3 separate regions of the Homo sapiens genome follow, and regions 2 and 3 are each linked to region 1. The links are chromatin loops, found by intact Hi-C in ENCODE. Cell type or tissue: heart left ventricle. All regions are shown on one strand. Each heading gives the region's core, and the rest is flanking DNA. Links, peaks and the distances in the headings are about the cores only.

Evidence for each region. A loop is a pair of places that touch in the nucleus more often than their neighbours do. Peaks named below come from ENCODE experiments on the same cell type or tissue, not always from the same donor. Only the 100,000 strongest peaks of a DNase experiment are listed, where the experiment ranks them.
Region 2: it touches region 1 in a loop (3-fold over the local background); 35 of 110 quality-filtered maps call a loop at or near these places.
Region 3: it touches region 1 in a loop (2.8-fold over the local background); 15 of 110 quality-filtered maps call a loop at or near these places.

What each region holds. Positions count from the first base shown.
Region 1 is chr4:150,074,719-150,082,536 of GRCh38, forward strand. DCLK2 (doublecortin like kinase 2) reads left to right here and starts at 3,727. Exons shown (of 16, transcript NM_001040260.4): 1 at 3,727-4,730. The coding sequence starts at 4,310. In heart left ventricle, for the core only: CTCF peaks have their summits at 4,696 and 4,908; DNase peaks (open chromatin) are centred at 3,643 and 4,523; H3K4me3 peaks cover 3,618 bases; H3K27ac peaks cover 1,927 bases.
Region 2 is chr4:150,007,163-150,014,980 of GRCh38, forward strand. No RefSeq gene overlaps it. Among named protein-coding and RNA genes, the nearest start is that of DCLK2, 67 kb to the right of the region's middle. In heart left ventricle, for the core only: a CTCF peak has its summit at 3,547 (motif pointing right); no DNase peak of the experiment used is centred there.
Region 3 is chr4:150,169,243-150,177,060 of GRCh38, forward strand. The region is part of intron 2 of DCLK2 (doublecortin like kinase 2); the gene reads left to right. Among named protein-coding and RNA genes, the nearest start is that of DCLK2, 95 kb to the left of the region's middle. RefSeq lists an enhancer at 6,079-7,818. In heart left ventricle, for the core only: no CTCF peak of the experiment used is centred there; no DNase peak of the experiment used is centred there; H3K27ac peaks cover 1,340 bases.

The DNA of each region.
Region 1 (7,818 bases), core at 2,344-6,343:
TTTAAATTCCAGGATACATGTGCAGAATGTGCAAAGGTATACATGTATACGTGTTCCAAGGTGGTTTGCTGTACTTATTGACCTGTCCTCTAAGTTCCCTCCCCTTGTACCCCACCCTCCAACAGGCCTTGGTGTGTGTTGTTCCCCTCCCTGTGTCCATGTGTTCTCATTGTTCAACTTCTACTTATGAGTGAGAACATGGGGCATTTGGTTTTCTGTCCCTGTGTTAGTTTGCTGAGGATGATGGCTTCCAGTTTCATCCATATCCCTGCAAAGGACATGATCTTATTCTTTTTTATGGCTGCATAGTATTCCATGGCGTGCATGTGCCACATTTTCTTTATGCAGTCTATCACTGATGGGCATTTGGGTTGGTTCCATGACTTTGCTATTGTAAACAGTGCTGCAGTAAACATACGTGTGTGTGTGTGTCTTTATAGCAGAATGATTCATATTCCTTTGGGTATATACCCAGTAATGGGGTTGCTGGGTCAAATAGTATTTCTGGTTCTAGATCCTTAAGGAATTGCCATATTGTCTTCCACAATGGTTGAACTAATTTACATTCCCACCAACAGTGTAAAAGTGTTCCTATTTCTCCACAGCCTCGCCAGCATCTACTGTTTCTTGACTTTTTAATAATTACCATTTTGACTGCCATGAAATGATATCTCATTGAGGTTTTGATTTGCATTTCTCTGATGATCAGCGATGTTGAGCTTTTTTTCATATGTCTGTTAGCTATGTAAATGTCTTCTTTTGAAAAATGTCTGTTTATATCCTTTGCCCACTTTTTGATGGGGTTGTTTCTTTCCTTGTAAATTTGTTTAAGTTCCTTGTAAATTCTGGATATTAGACCTTTGTCTGATGGGTAGACTGCAAAAATTTTCTCCCATTCTGTAGGTTGACTGTTTACTTTGGTGATAGTTTCTTTTGCTGTGCAGAAGCTCTTTATTTCCATTTGTCAATTTTGGCGTTTGTCGCAATTGCTTTTGGTGTTTTCACCATGAAGTCCTCACTCATCCCTATGTCCTGAATGATATTGCCTAGGTTTTCTTCTAGGGTTTTTATGGTTTGGGGTTTTACATTTAAGTCTTTAATCCACCTTGAGTTAAAAATACTGGCATATTGTATAATTGTACTCACTATTTAAGAAGGGCCAAATCTCTTATCAAGGATCTTTGAGTGAGGAAGTGCATGTTAGTGTTCTAAAGATTGAAAGATTGAAACCCGTGGTACCAGTCTGCAAGATGACCCCAATAATTGCTGACTCCTAGTCACACCCTAGTGTAGTCTCCTCCCACATCAAACAGGGCTGCCTTGTGTAACCTACAGGATATTGTGGGAATAACAGTGTATGACTTCCAAGGCTATATCATAACACACATTGTGGCTTCCACCTTGTGCTCTCTTGGATGCTTTCTCTAGAGCAAGCTTGTCCAACCCATGGCCTGTGGACTGTACACAGCCCAGGACAGTTATGAATGCAGCCCAATGCAAATTCGTAAACTTTCTTAAAATATTATGAGATTTTGTGATTTTTTTTTTTTTTTTAGCTCATCAGCCATCATTAATGTTAGTGTATTTCCTGTGTGGCCCAAGACAATTCTTCTTCCAATGTGCCCCAGGGAAGCCAAAAGATTGGACACCCCTGCTCTAGAGGAAGCCAACCGACAAGTCATGGTGACACTTAAGCAACTCTATGGAAAGGTACTCATGACAAGGAACTGAGGCCTCCTTACCATTCATGTGAATGGGCTGTCTTGGAAATGGATCTTCTTGACCCAGTCAAGCCTTTAGATGGCTGTGACCCCTGTCAACATCTTGACAGCAATCACATGAGGCTTTGAGGTAAACTGCTCCCAGATTTCCGATCTGCCAAAAATGCTGAGATTATGCATGTTTATTGTTGTAAATCATTAAGTTTAGGATAATTTGTTTCTACAGCAATAGTTTACAAAGTCTTTTTCCCCCTAAGAAATACTAACAGTGATACAAATGAACATGGCCATCTTAAGGCAAGTTGATGGGCTCTGTGGAGTTACTGGTACTTAGATGGAAACTTATCTCAATAAATTTGCAATTTAGTTTCTTGTTTCTCAAAGTCTTGTACCAAGACCAGCAGCATTGGCATTACCCAGGGGCTCATCAGAAATGCAGAATCTCAAACTCCACCCCAGAGCTACAGAATAGCAATCTGCATTTTAACGAGATTCCCCTATGACATGTAAATATATTAAAGTTTGAGAAGAAGCACTGATTTATTTGATTCCTGGTGTTACAGCCTGTGGTTGGAAACTCTGGATATACCTTAGGGGTACTTTTAAAAAAATACTGTTGGAGAAGCCCGTCTCCAGAAATTCTGATTTAACTGATCTAGGTTGAGGCCTTTTAAGGTGGTGGACCTAATGATGCTGCAGGATTTTCCTCTAGAAAAACTACATTGAAGCCTCAGATCAGCTCTGACTTCCTAGCATGCCCCAACCCCGCAGGAAGTTAGGTATGCCCAGGTGTATGCCCAGAACTGCCTTAGGAGTAGTATTGTGCACCGAGCAGGAGACCTTTCTGGAGCTGCCATGAAGGGTGTGTATGCGTGTGTGTGCGTGTGTTTGGTGGGGCGCACCAACTTCACAGATGCTAGACCGTTGCATGTGCTTCTACCTTCTTTTATTCATGCTCTTCCAGGACTCAGTTCAACCCGAAAAAAAGCAACTATGCCTTTCTTCCTGAAAGGTCAGTTTGGATTGCTGTCTAGGGCTGCTCAGAAAACCAGGTGTTGAATGTTCTAAGGTTTCACGTGCCAAATTGGGATCAAACATATTTGAGCTTTATTTTTCCTAATAACAAAATGCAAGTAACTAGTATTTCTCTTAAGTCTTGGAAAAGATGTTTTTATTGTTGAATAGACACTACGGCATTAAGATTTCCACTATGATGGGTGCTCACAAATGATAGGCCTCTTAGGTAAGAAGCTTTAATTGACAACATTAAATATGCGGGGCGGGGGGAGTGGGTGCAGAGTCTCTCTTTCCTTTGTTAGGGCATCCCAGTGACAGAAACAATGCCTGACACATGGTACGCTCTCGATAAATATTCGTTGATTACATAACCCCCTCTACCACCCAATAACTTCTCATCATTCATTCAAAGTTACTGAACGTACCATATTAGCGAATCTGCAATGGAAACAGTGGAGGCTGTTTTCTCAAAGGATTTTCTAATAAAGCAACAAATCTTTTTTAAAAAAAATGAATGGTGTGCCCCAAGTCAATGCTGGGCTTCGGATTTCTGCGGTAGTTTGGCCTGGGGTCCTCACTGGGATGCTGGCTGGGGATGTGCTCCCTGCCCTTGAATCTCCTTCCTTTGTAGTTTTTGGCCTGCGCGGTTACGTTTCCCAGGCGGAGGAGCGCGCGTCGCGGCTGCGCCCATTAACGCGCGGCGCCGGGCAGGAGCCGTCAGGCGGGCGGGGCTGCCCGGGACCCGCAGGAGCTGCTCCTCCCGCGCCGGCGCTCGGCCCCCTCCTCCGCCCCCTCCTCCGCCCCCTCCTCCCCTTCTCCGCGGTTTGGCATCCCCGGGGCCGGGAAGCCTCCTCCAGCGCTGACAGCCTGTCGGCGGCGGAGGGAGGCCAGAGCGCGGATGCTTGCCAGTGGGCCGGGCCTGACCGCTGCGTGGGAGGCGGGCTGCATTATTTCCCGCTAGGGCCGCGCTCCAGGGAAGGAAGGGGCCAGACACGGCCCTCTCAGCCCCGAACGGCGCGCGCTGCCCGGCGGGCGGGATCCGGGCGCGGCCGAGGCGGCGGCGCTGCACCCCGGGCCTGGGCCCGCGCGACTCCCCCGGGGGCCTCTCCCACGCTCCGCGCCCCGCCCCACCCTTCCTTCCTTCCTCCCCTCGGCGCTCCCGGGAGCGCTCGGCAGACGCCCGAGCTTTGTGGGCGCCCGCGGGCCCAGCGCGAGCCTCGGGCGGCCCAACTTTGCCTCTCCCGGTCGGCTCCCGAGCGGGACTTGTGAGGCGTGGCCGGGTGGAGGAGGCGCTTGCGGGGGCGTGGGGCTCCCCGGCAGGCGGGAGGCACGGAGCAAGTCGCACTGGACAATGACCTGGGCAGCTCGGCGCTGCGGACACTTTTAGCTGAGGGCGCGGGCGGGTCGGCTCCTCCGCGGCTCCTCGGCCCCACCTGCGCGGAGAGGGCGGGATGCCAGAGCCAGGTGTCCCGGCGCGTTAAGGGCCCTCGCAGTCAGACGTCCCTGCACCGGCGCTCGCACCCTTAGTCGGCCCGGAACGTCTTTTTGCGGACGCCCTCGGAGCAGCCGCGATGGCCAGCACCAGGAGTATCGAGCTGGAGCACTTTGAGGAACGGGACAAAAGGCCGCGGCCGGGGTCGCGGAGAGGGGCCCCCAGCTCCTCCGGGGGCAGCAGCAGCTCGGGCCCCAAGGGGAACGGGCTCATCCCCAGTCCGGCGCACAGTGCCCACTGCAGCTTCTACCGCACGCGGACCCTGCAGGCCCTCAGCTCGGAGAAGAAGGCCAAGAAGGCGCGCTTCTACCGGAACGGGGACCGCTACTTCAAGGGCCTGGTGTTTGCCATCTCCAGCGACCGCTTCCGGTCCTTCGATGCGCTCCTCATAGAGCTCACCCGCTCCCTGTCGGACAACGTGAACCTGCCCCAGGGTGTCCGCACTATCTACACCATCGACGGCAGCCGGAAGGTCACCAGCCTGGACGAGCTGCTGGAAGGTAGGAGGGGAGGGCGCCGCACGGCAGGTGCGGCGGAGCGCCGGCAGGTGCAGTGGGCGTGAGCCGGCGCAGCGGGGAGCCCGCGGGGTGCTTTCCAAGCCGCACGGGAATTGATGCTTCTGTCTGCTTCTCTAGAGATTGGCTGGGGGTGGGGGCCGGTGGGGTGCCCACATACACACTGACTTTCCTTCCCAAGAGGTTTGTCTCTTAAAGAAGGAAAAAATTTCCTGATGGTCAGGCCAATTTAGGCACTGGTGGCATCTCCTAAGATTGTTGAACTTATTTGTATTGAAGTGCAAACTGTTTGAGAAAATGGTTCTCCCATGGGGAGCTGGGTAATCCCCTACTAATAAGCTCTGTTGGACCCTCGGTGTGGACCCTGGTGCAGGCTCCTGTCATGTTCCAGTATTCGGGGTCCTGTTGTGACTGCTGTCAGAAGCTGTGGTTGTGAAATGCTCTAGGTTGGCTTTCCTAGTTTGCCTTGCAGCAGAAGTTACTTGAGGTGAAGAGGGATGATCCTAGACAGCAGGTCTCAACCTTGGCTTCATCTTGGATCACACTGGGGACTTCGAAAAATATGGGACCCTGATCCCCCAACCCCCAGATATCCTGATTAAATTGGTTGGGTTTGGGGTGTGGGTTAGGCGTCTGGAGTCTCAAAAGCCCCCCCCCCAGGTGATTCTAATGTGGGACCCTGGTTAACAATCACCGTGCTAAAGGGTTTTCCACATTTGGTTGGAAAAAAGGTAAATCAAGGTCAATCTCTCCAGCCTTATCCTCTAATAAGAGTACCTAATTAGAATGATAGAGGCCATTGGATTCAGCAGTGGGGACTTATTAAAAATTAGTAATTCTGCTGTGTCAACCATGCCTCGGTCAAAGAGACTGCTTGGCTGGATGTTGGGTCATCCTTGAATTCCTGCAATACGTATGCCTCATCCTTTTCAGGTAGAAAAGGCATTATCAGTGGTTAAGAACCTGTTTCCAGTTCTAAATAACATCCAGAAAGACCAGGCAGAACCCAGGTATGTGCTGACTGCGTGTTTACATACAGTCCGCTCTTGTGCATCTTTCTTAATGCAAATGGCACATTCCATGTAGTCATAGCAATAGCTTGGCAGGGAGAGGAAGCTGAACATCAAGCCAGATGTTTTTCTTATATTATCTCAGCATGCTTTTCTGTCCTGAAGGCATTATCCCCATTTTATAGATGAGGAAACTTAGGCAGCATGCCTTGCCTCACAGTGCCTGCAGCATATACTTTCTCGTCTACGATTCACCTCTGCTGAGCTAATGGAGCCACATGGAGGAAAACTAAAGGTCGTTGAGTTTGTCTATTTAGTCAGAAGTTTTTGCTGCCCTGCCTAGAACGCGACCCAGCCAAAATTAAATTGTCTCTTCAGTCTACATATGTATGTGCTTGTGACTTCACCCATTCTGTCAGTTGTGTGTTTTGGTTTTAAGGGCTTCTTGAGGAGGTAAGGGGATAGCTGGAGGAGTATAAGTAAAAAAGGAAGATACAATGTTCAAAGGGCCTTGTTGCTTTTCTTAATCATGTTAAACACTTAAAAGCAATATTTGCCTAGCTATTTTAAAACAGAGTAACCAGTTGTTTGACTGACCCAAGATCAGATTTGCAGGATCAAGGCAATGCCTGTTTGCTTAAGCACTTGTTACTCAACATGCCATTGGGATACTACTGTTCCTGGTATGGTTTCTTAAGAGTCAACAATGTTAATATCCTTCTCTAAAGAAATTTTAACAGTGGATTTACTACATAAAATTGACATAACGTAAACATGAATCTCATAGGAGAGATGATAAGATGGACATTATGCATGTCCATTAATAGGAGTACTTAGTATAGATTGCGTCTTTTACCGCCCACCGCATGCATGTCCACTGGGTCTACTTCTGCAACTGTAGTTTCAACTACAAATTGACTTAACAAATTTCCTTCAAATCATTCACTGATTTTTAGTGGATGGGGATTTGGAAAAAACATTATCTATGGAGTCCAAATCATACCAAAATATGATAAATAATATAACAAATAGTTGCACAGCCAAAATTTTTTTTATGACTTTGCCCACTTCTTTGAAGAAGTTTTTAATACAATAAAATTACTGCAAAAGAAGAAAACTTGGACACTTTTTTTGTCATATGGAACTCTCTCTGACAATGGGTCTTTGTTTAATTCTTCAGTTTTCCCCCAAATTAGTAGAATACTCCATAGCAATGCAATTTTTTTTTTAAAGAAAATATAGGTACAATAGTTCACGTCTGTAATCTCAGCACTTTGGGAGACTGAGGTGGGTGGATCACCTGAGGTCAGGAGTTCGAGACCAGCCTGACAAACAAGGTGAAACCCCATCTCTACTTAAAAAAAAAAAAAAAAAATTAGCCGGGTGTGGCGGCAGGCGCCTGCAGTCCCAGCTACTCAGGAGGCTGAGACAGGAGAATTGCTTGAACCCAGGAGGCGGAGGTTGCAGTGAGCCAAGATCACACCACTGCACTCCAGCCTGGGCGATGGAGCAAGACTCTGTCTCAAAAAAAAAAAAAAAAAGAAAAGAAAAAAAGAAAAAGAATCACGAATGCTTACTGTCAATCATTCCAGAATGTAAGTAGTTTCAACTTTTAATTAAAATTGTGTGCTCAGATTTTTCATGTAGGAGAACTAAGCAGCTATCTGTGAAGTTATTTGCATTAGTAAAAATAAGTCTGTAATATATTCACCACATTGTCAAAATTGACTGCTTTATTTCGTTTTGGTTGATTATTTTTAATAAAGCTCTCTCAGGTAGTATTTTACAACATTATGTTCAACTAGGCTCTACTTCTTCGATCCCATGAAACTTGTAGTTTAAGAGGTATGTTTTTTTCTGAAATGTCTTGAGTGAAGAATAGAAAGTGATGACTCAAAACAGTAGGATATGAACATTCATTCAGAGCCCCAATCTCATTGAACTCAGATGACAAAAGAAATTTGCATGGCCCAAATTATTTTTTCTTCTGCCCTTGACCTTGAGAGTCTCTGGAGACTAAAAGCTGTTCTAGTGTGAGCTGGCACTCCTCCAGCACTACACTA
Region 2 (7,818 bases), core at 1,452-5,451, 68 kb before region 1:
AAGCAATTCTCCTGCCTCAGCCTCTCCAGCAGCTGGGATTACAGGCATGTGCCACCATACTCAGCTAATTTTTGTATTTTTAGTAGAGATGGGTTCCATCCTGTTGGCCAGGCTGGTCTCGATCTCCTGACCTCAGGTAATCCACCCACCTCAGCCTCCCAAAGTGCTGAGATTACAGGCGTGAGCCACCGTGCCCAACCGGTATAGCTAAAGTTAATACTTTAACAATGATATTTACCTTGTTGTTTTCCATTGTTCCACATGGTCTTTTAAATTTCTATTTCTTATTTCATCACCCTATCATGGCTTTAAAGGTTCAGGAAATATTCAGCTAGATTTAAATCAGCTCCCTCTGTCTTTTCCCACAGTGGCTTTTCTATATCTTCATCACTGTCCCCAAGACAACACTATGCTCTACACCACTCAAAAAAATGGCCATAAATCTGTACTCGATTCTTAGGGCTGCTATAACAAGGTAGCTTAAACTGGATGGCTTAAAACAACAGAATTTTATTGTCTCATGGTTCTAGAGGCTGGAAGTCTGAGAACAAGATAGCCACAGGCATGCTCCCTGAGAGACTGTGTGGAATCCTGTCTCACCTCTTCCTAGTTCCTGGTGGTGGCCGTCAATCCTTGGCATTCCTTGGCTTCCAGCTGCATGACTCCAGTCCCTGCCTCTATCATCACATGGCATTTTCCTCTTTTTATAAGGTTGTATTGGATTAGGTCCCACCGAAATGACCTTATGAAGTTACACCTAGACCCTATGTCTAAATTAGGTCACATTCATAGTTACCAGAAGTTTAGACTTTTATCAAATCTTTTTGGGGAACACAATTCAATCCATAACAGCTTCCCACTTCTAGGAGAAAACTGAGCCCAAGTATTAATTGCTTCCAAATGTCTTCATAATATGTTCACAATTATCCATTGTGACCCTAATTCTTATGCACTTCCCTGAGCATCAGGAGGCAGCTCTCTCCTCTTTCCCAGGGCTGCACCTTCCAGCTGACCTCTACGTTCCCCCCCCTCCCTGCTTCTCCAGTTACCCCTCACTCCATCTCTCTCAGAACTTCACTTCTCTTCCTTTTGAATTCCTTTACTCTAGAATAGATTCAAGTCTTCCCCATCTATTTAAAAAAAAAAAAACCTTTATTTTGAATTTATTTGCTATTTTGAATCTACTTTTGCTATTATTAAGTTGTTCTCCTTCCCTTTGGAATCCAAACTTATAGAAAACTTATGGGACCAAAACATACAGAACTCTCCATTTCTGCATTCTTGCTACACGTCCATTCCACAAGGAATCATTGAGTGAAAAGGCACTGCTTGACCCTGACACTGGAGCCACAGAGGTGAGGCGGGTGACACAGCTCCTGATTTCAAGAAGAGAAAACAGATATTAGACAATACCTTCGCTTCTCAGTAGAAAAGAAGCTCCAGAGCTGTGAGAGTGCATAAGAAGACAAGACTAGACTGGGAAATTGGAGGATTCCCTGCAGACGATGTGACATAAACTAATAGGCAAAGAGTTCCTAAGTATTAACTACACAAAGGGGAAGTGGGGAAAATGTTCCAAGCTAAATGATTAATGGATGGGAAGTCCCTGAAGTAGAAGGAAATGTGTTTTCAAGGAACTGGAAGAGGGCTGGTGTGACTTTACTGTAGAGACTCAGGGGGAAATGGTACAAAATGATGTTTGTGGGACACCCAGTGAGCCACACTGAGGATTTGTTCTTTACTTTTAGGGTGGTAGGAAAATGACTTTAAGCAGGGATGGGACCTGATCACACTGCTTTTAAAAGGATCTCCTGGCTGGGCGCAGTGGCTCATGCCTGTAATCCCAACACTTGAGGAGGCCGAGGTGAGTGGATCACTTGAGGTCAGGAGTTTAAGACCAGGCTGACCAACATGGTGAAACCCTGTCTCTACTAAAAATACAAAATTAGCCAGGCGTGGTGGCATGTGCCTGGAATCTCAGCTACTTGGGAGGCTGCGGCAGGAGGATCACTTGAATTCAGGAGGCGAAGGTTGCAGTGAGCCAGGATTGTACCATTGTATTCTGGGCTGGGCGACAAGAATGAAACTCTGTGTGGAAAAAAAAAAAAAAAAAGATCTCTCTGGCCGTTAAGTAGAGAATAAATTAGGAGAGAGGAGGACAGATGGGAAAGAACAGTTAAGACACTGTTATAGGAGTCCAGCAGAGAGACTCTATAACTGCATTCTAGGGATGACAGTGGAAATAGAGTCCTGGGCATGTTGAAGACATATTAAGAAGATAGAATCAATGTGACTTAGTAATTGGTTAGCTATCTGGGGTGAAGGATAACCACATGTCCAGCCTGACCCCCAGGTTTCTGGCTTGACAGTTGGATAAATGACAGTGTCATCCCCAAGACAGGAAACACTGATTTCAGTGGTAGGGTGTCAGAATCAGAAAAGCGATGAGTTCCAATTAGAATATGTTGACTTGAGGTAGCCATGAGATCAAGTGGAATTGCTAAGCAGGCAATCCTCAACTTTAGCAAAACTGCTTAATCCTGCCAATAACCGGCCATTTGCTGAGTGTAATATTCAGCTCATTTGAACTCTGCAGCATTTGACACTATTAGTCATTCCTTTCTTGAAGCAAGAGCTCTTAATCTTTGATTTCTATTTAAAACAGTGTTCTCCTCCAGTTCTCTTCCTTCTCTGGCTTGTCTTCCTCTGCCTAACCTTAAAAGATCTGACTTTCAAATAGGACCTGAAATGAATAAACCTCAATTCTCCAGTCCCAACATCCCTCAAGACATACATATGAGATTCCTCTACTTAGATTTTCCACAGGTAGCTCAGATTCAATAAGCCCAGCCCAAATTAATGTCTACCTCTCCTCTCTCACCAAATTATTTCTTCTCCCGAATATGCTTCCTCATTTTATAGCGTCACAAGACAAACGAGGAGGATGAGGAGTCATCAGGCACTCCCTCACCACCAAAATTCAATCTAATTCTTATATTAAATAATTCTACCCAGGGAAGTCCCTGCCCCACTCCTTCACCACCTGTTCTCTCACTTCTTGCATGGGCTATGGCAATCCTGGTCTAACAGAAGGACTGGTGACCTTTTTCTGTAAAGGGTCAGACAGCAAACATTTTAGGCTTTGAGAGCCATCCTGTTCCTGTGATTATTCAACTCCCCGGTTGCAGAGCTAAAGCAGTAATGGACAGGGAATGGGCATGGCTGTAATCCAACAACAAGACTTAATATATAGACATAGAGATTGAATTTCATATAATTTTTACATGGCATGAAATAGTTTTCTTCTTTTTTAATCCCCCCACTTAAAAATGCAAGCACCGTTCTTAGTTCACAGGCTGTACCACAACAGACAGCAGGCAAGGTTTGTCCTTCAGGTCATCGTTTACTAAACCCTAGTCTAACGGCGCTCTCTCCCTCCACATGGCAGCCAGAGAGCAAGTCTGAAGTATGGAACTCACCTTCTAAAAAACCTGACTCCTTCCTTTGTGAATACACTTATGAGACCGAAACACACATCTCTTCCACCAGGTGGCCCCAAACTTATTTTCTAAATTCATTCCGTACTACCTTTCTCCCTGCATACAATGTTCCCAGACTCCAAGCATTCTAAACTGCTGGCTGTTCCCTGAGCGCTCATGCTCTGTGCCTTTTTAGTTGGCTCCAAGCTCATTCACATTAGACCCAAGCTAACCTAGTCTGGTGCTTTTTGGTAGCTAATGATAGCCCCAGAAAACATTTGAAGTAGGTGAGAGTTACCTACTACCCCACAACCTGGCTTCTTGGTTATAATTAAAGTAAGACTCATACCAAATTCTTCCACAACAGACATTAATTAGCAAGCAGACATAAGAGTGAAACAGCATATTTAACTTGAACTTCAGTGCAGTTTGAGATTTTGTCCATAATACCTCACCAGAGGCATGTGAAACAACATTCTGGTAGCAGGATTCAGCTAACTGAATATATTGTGTATACTGAATATACTGTATTTACTCCAATTCTGGCAACCAAGAATCAGAGAATAAGCCCTTACACCCAGAACTGATTGAGGGTTACATCTGATATGCCATTCTTAAGAGTAAGAGACAGAGACCTTGCTAAATTTCTATACCTAATCATGCAAGATAGGAGTGTCTCAAAAATATATTCACCAAACTACATACCTTGAACACCACTAATATAACTACTGAAAGCCCATTTCTAATATCTTGAATGGCTAATTAGTGACTAATTAGCTAGCCACTAATTTCACCAATGAAAGTCGATATAACTAGCATGAAACTAATAATATACATGTATTTTAAGCCTATAGTAATGAAGAGAGATTAAAAATAGCTAAAGCTTTTTCTCTATACCCTTAGAGTATAGGCTTGTGACTAAATGGCAGTGTACATGCCCCTTAGGTGTGCATAATCCAAATTAGGGGTCACCAGTTGACCCCTAAAGTATAGGTTTTTTGTTTTTGTTTTTGTTTTGAGATGGAGTCTCACTTTGTCACCCAGGCTAGAGTGCAGTGGCACCATCTCGGCTCACTGCAACCTCCGCCTCCCGGGTTCAAGCAATTCTGCCTCAGCCTCCCGAGTAGCTGGGATTACAGGTGTGCACCACTGTGCCTGGCTAATTTTTGTATTTTTAGTAGAGATGGGGTTTCGCCATGTTTGCCAGGCTGGTCTTGAACTCCTGACCTCAGGTAATCCACCCGCCTCCACCTCCCAAAGTGCTGGGATTACAGGCGTGAGCCAGCATGTCAAGCCTATAGTTTTAAATATTATACTCTTCTCTTACATAACATGTGACATTTCCACCACCTGAATGTTCTTCTCCTTCTTCTTTACCTAGAGAAAGTCTATTACCTTTGTGTGTGTGTATGTGTGTGTTTGCATGTGTGTTGATTAGTACATTTTTAAAAATTTAATCATCTTTTAAGACCCAGTTAAAAGTTGCCTATTATTTTAATAAATTCCCAACAACTTCTGTACATTACTTGCGGCCTAAGAGTAATAAACTTATTTTTAACCATTTCATAGATAAAGAAACTGAGGCTCAGGAAGTTTAAGTGGTTACCCCAGGTTAGGTGACAGAGCCAGAATTTAAACCCAGGATGGTCATACTAGATCCTATTAGTGAACTTATGGGGAAATGCTGAACAAAACAAAAAAGACCTAATAAGTTCAATTTAAGACCTACCTTAAGAAACCGTGCTATACTTTGTATGACTATTTACTTGAGGATGATTAAACTGGGATAAAATATAAAGAATAATAAAAGTGTCTGACATGCCTACCTCAAAGCTATTCGGTTTTATTCCATAGGTTTGAGATGAAACTCGCAGTATTTTGTGTATTTTTAATTAGGTATATACCAAAATTCAGTAAAGCCCTTTTCCTGCAATAATCAAAAGACTCTGGTCTCTTACTACTTAAAATTAATACATTGATGACTTATATTAAGTAGCCTGGCATATATTGGGTACTTGATAAATATTTATTACATAGATGAGCTACATTGGTTTACCATCCATTTTAAAATCTGACTCAAAGCCAGGCTACCAGATGTAGATTCTAGCCAATGCTCAAGGAAATAATGTCTTGATATACATCTTATCATATTACTAGGGTAATGTGAAGATTCCCTCTTAGATACACTTAGTCAACAGTTATTGAACCCTCATAGGCACTGAGAAACAATGTAATTTTCCCACACAAGGCATCTATTTGGAGCATATAACTTATACATTTGGTTATTTAGATTTCTCAGGCACGCCATCCACATTCAGTGTAAGATAGAGGTGATCTGAAAAACCTACCATCATCTATTTAGTCATCTGGACAAAGTGAGTCAGGGGAGTTATAAAATGTCAGAATTCCCAGCCAGTATAGTAAAGCACAATCCAAGTTCACTTATGGCAAAAGGATTAGGACATCAGCATTTAAAGTAATTCTCTCCAGCTCATAAATAAGCTCAAGGATGTATGCACTTAACAAAAGACTCCAGAGCTCCTTACGCAGTGACCTAATGTAGGGCATGGGATTATCCTTATAAAAGGATCACCAAAGAGGCATGTGATAAATACAAAATTAAAAGCGTGAATACAGAAGTGATTGTAGAACTTCTTGGCCCTGCTGATAACAGCAAGGATTTCTTTGTTGGCCTTATGTTCTATGGATGACACTGGTTTTGATTAGGAAGCAATTGAGAACTCAATGCCTCTCACATTTTGTGCCTTAGTACTTCTCTATCTCTGCTGGGAGAGCAGCAGTAATAAGAAACAGGTTCATGCTCATCATAATGTACCATTTCTGACTCAGAAATGAATACTAACTTGAGACTATGAACAATGCTCTTCTACTGGAAGCCCAACACCACAGAGGGTCTTTCTAGAACGTGTGACAAAAATGACACATTTTGAAGAAGAAGAAAAAAATGTTAGAAACCAAATAATCCTAGAAGCTTGGAAGCGTTTCTTTTTTTACAAAGAACATCATGGGTTTTCCATGTTCTATCTTCAGTAGGATGATGACCAGGGTCATTTTTATAGTTGCCTAAGAAATATATTTTTCCTCTATCACTATATTGAAATAAAAACTTTCTGTAAGTTCACTTTCTGCTATTACCATGTTAATATCACAAACAACATTAGATATAATTCTTGGAATTCTAGAAACTGTAATCTGATTTTTTAACAAATAGGATATTCCAGGCACTATGGAAATTTCTGATACTTGACTCCAAAAGCTCCTTAATAAACAACTTGTTAACTTCAGTGTCAATGTTGAGGGGAAACTGTTGATAAGCTATTAAGGTTAAGTTTTGCAAGGGCTTCCACCTTAAGAGAGAAAAAATAATCAGAATTTCATTGAGAGTAGCCTCTATGCAGAGGTACTACTTAAGTGCCTTATTCAATTACAGTCTCAGTTCATGTGACTTTGGTACAAGCATAGTTGATATAGCACCCCCAGGCTTGTGAAAGTGAATTGAAAACATATGTCCAGATGTTGGGGATATTATCTTGTACATGATACTTAACTTTTCTATACCTCAGTTTCTTTAACTATAAAAACAGGGGTAATAATAGCACTACAACTTAGAGCTAGTGTGAGAAATAAATTAACTGATCCCTGCAAAGTGCTTGGAAGAGTTCCTGGCACATAATAAATGTATCACTTTTTAAAACATTTTTTTTCCGACTTTCAAGTGAAGTCCCTCTAATTCTTGAGAGAAACTGCTTTTAAGTTTCTCATTCTCGGAAAACATGCTGACAACTTCATGTCATTAAAGATATCCTCAAAACCGAAATACATGAAGTATTAGCCTGTGTTCACACTGCTACAAAGAACTGCCTGAGACTGGGTAATTTATAAAGAAAAGAGGTTTAATTGACTCATAGTTCCCCATGGCTGGGAGGCCTCAGGAAACTTACAATCATGGCGGAAGGCGAACGGGAAGCAAAGACCTTCTTCGTATTGTGGCTGGAAAGAGAGAGCTAGCAAGAACGGGGAAAACTGTCTCATAAAACCGTCAGATCTCTTGAGAACTCACTCACTATCACGAGAACAGCATGGCAGAAACTGTTCCCATGATCCAGTCACCTCCCACCAGGTCTCTCCCTCAACACCTGGGGATTACAATTCAGGATGAGATTTGGGTTGGGGACACAGCCAAACCATATCATTCCATCCCTGGCCCCTCCCAAATCTCATGTCCTTTATACATTTCAAAACACAATCATGCCTTCCCAACCATCCCCCAAAGTCTTAACTCATTCCAGCATTAACCCAAAAGTTCGAGTCCAAAGTT
Region 3 (7,818 bases), core at 1,452-5,451, 94 kb after region 1:
ACTGATGCTTTAGGGTTATCATATTTAGAAGGAAAAAAATGGACTGTTAAAAACTTTAGACAAATTAAACAATTTATTTGAGCATAGAATGATTCGTACATCAGGCAGCCTTCCGAACAAGAAGTGGGTTCAGAGGCCTGGTGCAGTGGCTCACGCCTGTAATCCCAGCACTTTGGGAAGCTGAGGCGGTTGGATCACCTGAGGTCAGCAGTTCTAGACCAGCCTGGCCAACATGGTGAAACCCCTTCTCTACTAAAAATATGAAAGTAGCCAGTGTGGTGGCAGGCACCTGTAATCCTAGCTACTCAGGAGGCTGAGGCAGGAGAATCGGTTGAACCTGGGAGATGGAGGTTGCAGTGAGCCAAGATCGCACCATTGCACTCCAGCTGGGTGACAAGAGTGAAACTCCGTCTCAAAAAAAAAAAAAAAAAGTGTGGTTCAGAGAGCTCTACTCTGCAGTGTGGGCACACAGCATTTATGGATAGAAATAGAAGTAGGGTACAGAAACAGTTTTATTGGTTACAGCTGGGCATTGGCTTTATTTGATCATGATCTAATCCATTGGTGGCCTGTGATTGACAGACAGCTAATTGTTACAAAAGTATACAGTACACCTAAGTTAGGCTTTCAGTTAAGTTAGGTTATAATTCCTGAAGTAGGGACTTAAAATACAGAACAGCCGCAGGCCAAATTTATTTAACAGGATGTACTTATACTAAAAAATGATCTGTTGCTTATCTGAAATTCAGATTTAACTAGGTATCCAGTATTTTATCTAACCAACCCTAGATGCAAGTAGTTTTTAAATTTTTATTTATTTATTTTCTTGAGACAGAGTCTCACTCTGACACCCAGGCTTGGAGTACAGTGGCATGATCTTGACTCACTGCAACTTCTACCACCTGGGTTCAAGCGAGTCTCCTGCCTCAGCCTCCCGAGTGGCTGGGATTACCACCATGTCTGGCTGATGTTTGTATTTTTACTATAGACATGGTTTCACCATGTTGGCCAGGCTGGTTTTGAACTCCTGACCTCAGATGATCCACCCACCTCAGCTTCCCAAAGTTCTGGGATTATAGGCATGAGCCACCATGCCCGGCCAGTTTTTTTTTAAAAGAAAGAAAAAGATAAAGGAAATAACCCTGTTGATATTTAGCTGGGGCGAGGATAAGGTGGGAGGGGAAAAGCAGTAGAAGTGTTTTCCTGAGTACCACAACTGTGAGGAAAATTGAGCTCACTCCAGTTCACAACAAGCTAAACATTTTCAAAATTATGCTAGAAACAGTAGGGGAAACGAGGAGGATATACATTTGCAGTGCGAGTAGCGAGGTTCATAGAAGATATTCCCTCTGATACTGGGAAATGAAAAATAGAACATTACAGCTGGGGAAGTTCTTTATAGTTTACTTGGTCTGATATCTTCCTTTCCCCTAGGGGGAAATTGGAACTGCAATATTAAGAGGCTGAGTTACCTGACCACATTTTCATCATCATTTAGAGGCTGAACAAAGACCAGAATCTTGGTATTTATTTGATCCTTCATTCTTGGAAAAAAACCTGTACAACATGACTCTGACATACCATAAGTTTAGAGGCAATCCATGTAAAATTAAGTGCTTTTGATAATGGAGACATCTAAATTGAGCTTTCTTGTATAAAAGTGATTACTGCAGAAATTAAAGTAACAGTCACTGAAAAAAAAAATTCTGCCCAGTTTCAGAAATTGCACTTTCGCTTCTGCAGTGGCCAGATTCACAATGCCCTCAGCATACATTCTTAATTTATTTGGTCTTCTATAGGTAGCATCCCTATAAACTGAGTGAATTTGGATTAAATGATTTCAATGGTAACTTCTAAGTCTATGACTCAGAAATCTGTATTGTCTGAATCTCTCTTAAGGAATTTCCAGTCTTACTGATTTCAGACATACCCACATAAAATAGAGATGATTTAGTTGGCTGGGCGCGGTGGCTCACGCCTGTAATCCCAGCACTTTGGGAGGCCGAGGCGGGTGAATCATGAGGTCAGGAGATTGAGACCATCCTGGCTAACATGGTGAAACCCCATCTCTACTAAAAATACAAAAAAATTAGCTGGGCGTGGTAGTGGAAACCTGTAGTGCCAGCTACTTGGGAGGCTGAGGCGGGAGAATGGTGTGAACCTGGGAGGCGGAGCTTCCAGTGAGCAGATATCGCGCCACTGCACTCCAGCCTGGGCGACAGAGCGAGACTCCGTCTCAAAAAAAAAATTAATTTTAGTTGACTAAGTTCAATTAAAAGTTGGGCTTTGCTGCAGCTGTTCATTTAGAAAAAGGTCAAAATTAAAATTCAGCATATTTAATGCAGAAAGCAAATGTCGGGGTTGAGGGATTGTAGTGTTAACTGGAGTGGGCCTTCTTGGAGAATATGAGTTGAACTCAACCTTGAGGTAGCAGAACTTGAGGACTTAGGTTGAGGGTAGGAGGAGAGGAGAGTTTAAGAAAACCAAACATTGGCTACCGCATAAAATTTGTGCTTGGAAATAGTGTCAAATAGCATTACCACAACTTCCATTGTCCATGCTCTTAGTTCTTCCGTGATTATACTTGAATCCCTCACACTGGCTGGTCTACTCATTCCACTTCTTTTCTAAGGAAGCTTTTTCAGGGTCCTCCCAGCCACTCTCTCATCTGACTGGGTAAAAGATAAATTGACAAATGCGTGCATCTTGTGACATGTCCAGAATATGACTTAATAATGTTGTTAAATTATTGCCTTCTCATCTGCGTGTCTCTTATGTTCTGCTTAAAGAGATTGTCAGTTTGTTCAAGCTCTTTTTAGTTGTTGCTCCTCCAGTGCCTAGCTTTGAGCTTTGTACACGGTAGTTATTGAGTTGAGTAACATAGTTTGTTCTGAGTCATTTGTTCCACATGCTTGAAGACTTGGCTTAACCTAGTAGATAATAGGAAAGAAATGGAAATGCTCTTTGATGAAAGAGCCCCTCTCTTATTCATCCTTTTTAAATTTTCTTTGTGCCCATATGCAGCAGCTCTCAGCAAACCTATATTTGGCAGTGTGGCCTGTATGACTAAAGAAATCCTGGCCAGGCACGGTGGCTCACGCCTGTAATCCCAGCACTTTGGGAGGCCGAGGCGGGTGGATTACGAGGTCAGGAGATTGAGACCATCCTGGCTAACATGGCGAAACCCCATCTCTACGAAAAATACAAAAAAAAAATTAGCCGGGCATCATGGCGGGCGCCTGTAGTCTTAGCTACTCAGGAGGCTGAGGCAGGAGAATGGCGTGAACCCGGGAGGCGGAGCTTGCAGTGAGCCGAGATTGCGCCACTGCACTCCAGCCTGGGGCAACAGAGCAAGACTCCGTCTCAAAAAAAAAAAAAAAAAAAAAAGAAATCCATAGATCATGGACCCACAAACCCCTAGTTTTATGAGGGAAGTGAGACCCAGAATAGTTGATAACTTTCTCAAGGCTACTAAACATGCAGTTCTCCTCACTCTAGAGAGTGTTCTTTTTTTTTTTGGGGGGGGGGGGGATACCTTGCTCTTTCTCATCTTTGCCTGGCAGTACAAAAAATTTTGCTAGATCCAAGGGTGTTCAATTATCCATCTCTACCCTTTCCTTGTCGTAGGAATGGAGTAGAGGAACACCTAGAAGTCAGGAGACTTGGCTGCTTCTTAACCCTGTACTACATTTGTGTCTTAGAGAATCCACTTAATTTCTCCAAGTTTCTGTTTCTACATCTTTAGAAATGGGGTAGGCCTCATGTGAATGCTAGGTCTCTTCTAGTTTTATTTAGTAATTTAGCACTAGTTCTGAATTCTGTTGACTTTCTGAGGATCCAAGGATCTTCTGTTCTCCTTCCCTCTTACAAATCATTTCCACAGTTTTTGCTAAAAGTAGAGGGGTGTAACATGTATGGGAGTTAGGGGAAGGGCAGAGGTGGGGTGAGGGAGATGGATCTGGGCTATGGTGTGCAGCAGACCTAGTGCCCTTCACTCTCCTGCCCGTCACTCTGCAGTGGTAGCATGGGATGCAAAAAACCAGCCGACTCGACAGGATAGTCTCTGACTTTTGGACATTGAGTATCTTTTTGGTGTTGGATGCCTTGTCTTCACTTTCCCTCTTCTTGTGGTCTGGGTTGTTTGGTGTCTCGATGTCTGTGAAGCATAATAAGACAAAGAGCAGACAGAACTGCTCTTTCAGAGTGTCACCAGAGATGGAATAAAGGCTCCTAAGGAATTCTGAGGTGTCGTGTGATGAAGCCATGGCAGCTCCCTCTGGTGAAGGAAAGAAATGTGCCCTCTTCACCTCCTTTGAAGTGCTGAGCCTACCCACAAGGATGTGTTTTTTCTAGAAGGAAAAGTCTCCACTTTTGGCAGCAGAACTGAAATAGAAAAATTGAGCTTGACCTATTTCCTTAGCAGTGAGTGCCTTGCATTGTCCTCTCAGGCAGTATGAAAATCCTTGAACTGGGAAACTGACAGCTGCAATCAGACACTTGCATTGGGGGAAACTTCATGAATTTTAATAGGAGTGCTGCTCCTGGATGAGGTTGGGAGAGAAAAGAGAGCCAAGCCAATTCAAACAAAAGGAGCAGAAGGGGCTTTATTACATGAACAGCTCATGGCAGTGATGAGAGTAATATTCAAATTATTTATTTGACAACGATTTTGATGATTTAAGAGGGAAGGATTGCTGAACTCCTATGAAGTCGAAGGGGTTATGAATCTTCCATGATTATTAATCCCACTGTACTGAAGGCAAAGAAGGAGGGTATATCAAAACATGAATTGCTAACAGTAGCAGTCCTCAGACACCGCACTTTAGTGATACCCAGGAAATGAACTCCGGGAATGGCAGTCACCACTACTCAGATAAAACTGCTTCCCTCATGGACTCACCACACACAGGCACAGACGCATGTGCACACCCACAGAGCCAGTTTCTGGACATCCTTTCTGCCCTCTTTGATGTACGTAGCACTTCCCCTACTGAGTAGCCATGCGGCATCCTGTTTGTCCAGGAAGGAAGTGTTGGAATCTGTTCTCATTGTCAGACCTCTCTTATGAAGCTGCTGCTTGTCAGCATTGATATTCCCAAGGTGGTCTCCTAAGTCAGGAAGAGTATAGAGGCAGTGCTTCTTGTTTTATATAATAGTCCCATCCACTTCTTTCACAACGTGCCTTCCATGCCACTCCCAGACTAATGTTTGTCAGAAGCGGGGACTGCTTTTGAAAATTCATGCAACCGTGAGCTACTTTTGTGTTTGCGGCCACGCTTCGTTTAAGAAGGGGACCTGAGGCCGGGCACAGTGGCTCACACCTGTAATCCCAGCACTTTAGGAGGCCGAGGCAGGCGGATCACGAGGTCAGGAGTTCAAGACTACTGAATGTAGTAATTTCAGAGTCCCACTTTTCTGAATAAATCACAAAATAATGTTTTAAGTGAAGACGGTACTTAAAAAAATACATTAGGCTGGGCGCGGTGGCTCACACCTCTAATCCCAGCACTTTGGGAGGCTGAGGCAGGTGGATCACCTGAGGTCAGGAGTTCAAGACCAGCCTGACCAACATGGTGAAACCCTGTATCCACTGAAAATACAAAAATTAGCCAGGTGGTGGTGATGTGCCCCTGTAATCCCAGCTACTCAGGAGGCTGAGGCAGGAGAATCACTTGAACCTGGGAGGCAGAGGTTGCAGTGAGCCGAGATCACAACATGGCACTCCAGCCTGGGTGATGGAGTGAGACTCCGTCGCAAAAAAAAAAAAAAATATATATATATATATATATATTTATATATATTTATATATTTATATATATATTTATATATATTTATATATTTATATATATATTTATATATATTTATATATTTATATTTTTTATATATATATAATTTATGTATATTTTATATATATTTATAATTTATATATATTTATATATATTTATAATTTATCTATATATATTTATATATATTTATCTATATATATTTATATATATATAAAGCTTTGTTCAGCAAATTCCTGTGTTGGTGGGACTATTTAGCCCAGGGAGATTTCAACCAAGGACGGTTACCTGTGAGAGTGCTGGCTGACTTTCCACAAACCATTTAGGAAGTACTGAAGAAAACAACCATACGCTGAACAGAACCAGCAATTGTGGTCTCCAGATTCAGGAGGGAACTAATTTCTGGGTGTTTGAGCCAGTCTTTCTCCTGTGGCTGGAGGGGAATGAAATGGGTATTTCCATGGGTCGGAGAATTGGGACTCACGACAGACTAAGGCAGAACACGTGAGAAATGCAAGTGAGGGCTGTCCTTCACCCAGATGAAGGAGCCCCTCTTTGGTCCCCTGCCAGGGCTTGTTGTCAACCGGTGGAGGTGGTGGAGGAAGGACTTGGTGAGTCTTTGTCCCAGGCCTCACAGTTTTGACGGTTTCATATTTAGTCTTGAAAAATGATCATGTAATGAATGTATACAGTTGTAATTTCTGTGAGCTTAAATAATGTGTTGCACTTACTGTAGAATATGTCTTGATTCCTGTAGCTCATTTTGGCGTGTCTTCATGCTTTAGTAAGGTGGAAGTGGCCCTGCCTCTTGGCATTGGAGAAGCCCTCTCTCCCCTCTCTGTACCGTGCTCCTTCCTAACTCTTGGCCTATTCTTCTGTCCATAATAGAGCTCCTGCACTGAGGTCTACACGGGCTCCCATTTATCTTTGCCTGTGCTGTAAGCCAGAGTATCTTTAAATCGTGTAAGTTGCCCGAGGCAACCAGCTATGGCAGAAGAAGATAGGTGGCTGGAATTTATTGCGGAAGTAACATTTATTTACGTTTGGGATCCCACTAATGTTCGAATCCTTGCTTCTGTGCTGTCATGCCTCCCTCTTGTCTCATCACATCTGTTCTCTGCCTAAGCCCCATGGTTTTCCATAGCCATCTCCATGCCTATCCTTGTAGTAAAAGCTGTCCTTCCGCCATGAATCTAATACTATGAGCCCTGAGCCTGGAGTCCCTGCCTCTGTGCTATTCATCCACTCACCCATCACTAAATATTCCCTGAGTGCCTACGGCACAGGCGCAGGCACAGTGCTGAGTGCTCTGGGTGTAAGAGCGAGAAAGATACGGTCTCCAGGTGCTGGGTGTCTTCCTAACTTTCCTGAGCTGCTGCAAGCTCATGGTGACCTACCTAAGCCTCCACCCTTGATATTCAATCAGGCCATATCCACCTGCCTACGTTCCCAAGTTTCCTTGCCACACCATGAGAATCCAAGGGTGACTTCTGTTCATAATAATGGAGAAATAATGTACCAAAACATCTTCCCGGAGAGGGGCTGAGAGGCCTTAATGCTGTGGTAAGGCAGGGTATTCATTCAGGTGCCAAGATGGATTGGAAAATATCCAAGAAGTAAGGAGGCTCTTCTTCTCAGGCTAAATAACAGCCTCCTTGTTGGGAAGGGAATAATCAGTCCCAGCTGGAGAAAAGAGACTGCATTCCCTTTGCTTTTCCATTCAAATCTAATCTTATGACATGAGTTTCTGACATGAGTAGCATTCTTGCCCAGACTTGTGGCCCCAGGGAGGGGATGGTTATTTAAGACAGCTGGCTCCTCCAGCAAAGCATAGAGCTTGATGATAAATGCTTACAGACAACTTCCCTTACTTGCTGGTCCCAGTCCCAGTTTAATTGACACCCCTAGAGATTTGCAAAAAAGAAATAGATGTTTCTTTGAACGGATATCATGTCTCTGAATGCAAGAAAAAGATAAGATGCTACATGCATACAGTTCATCAGTATTTCCCAGCTTAAGGAATTCTTCAGGGAGG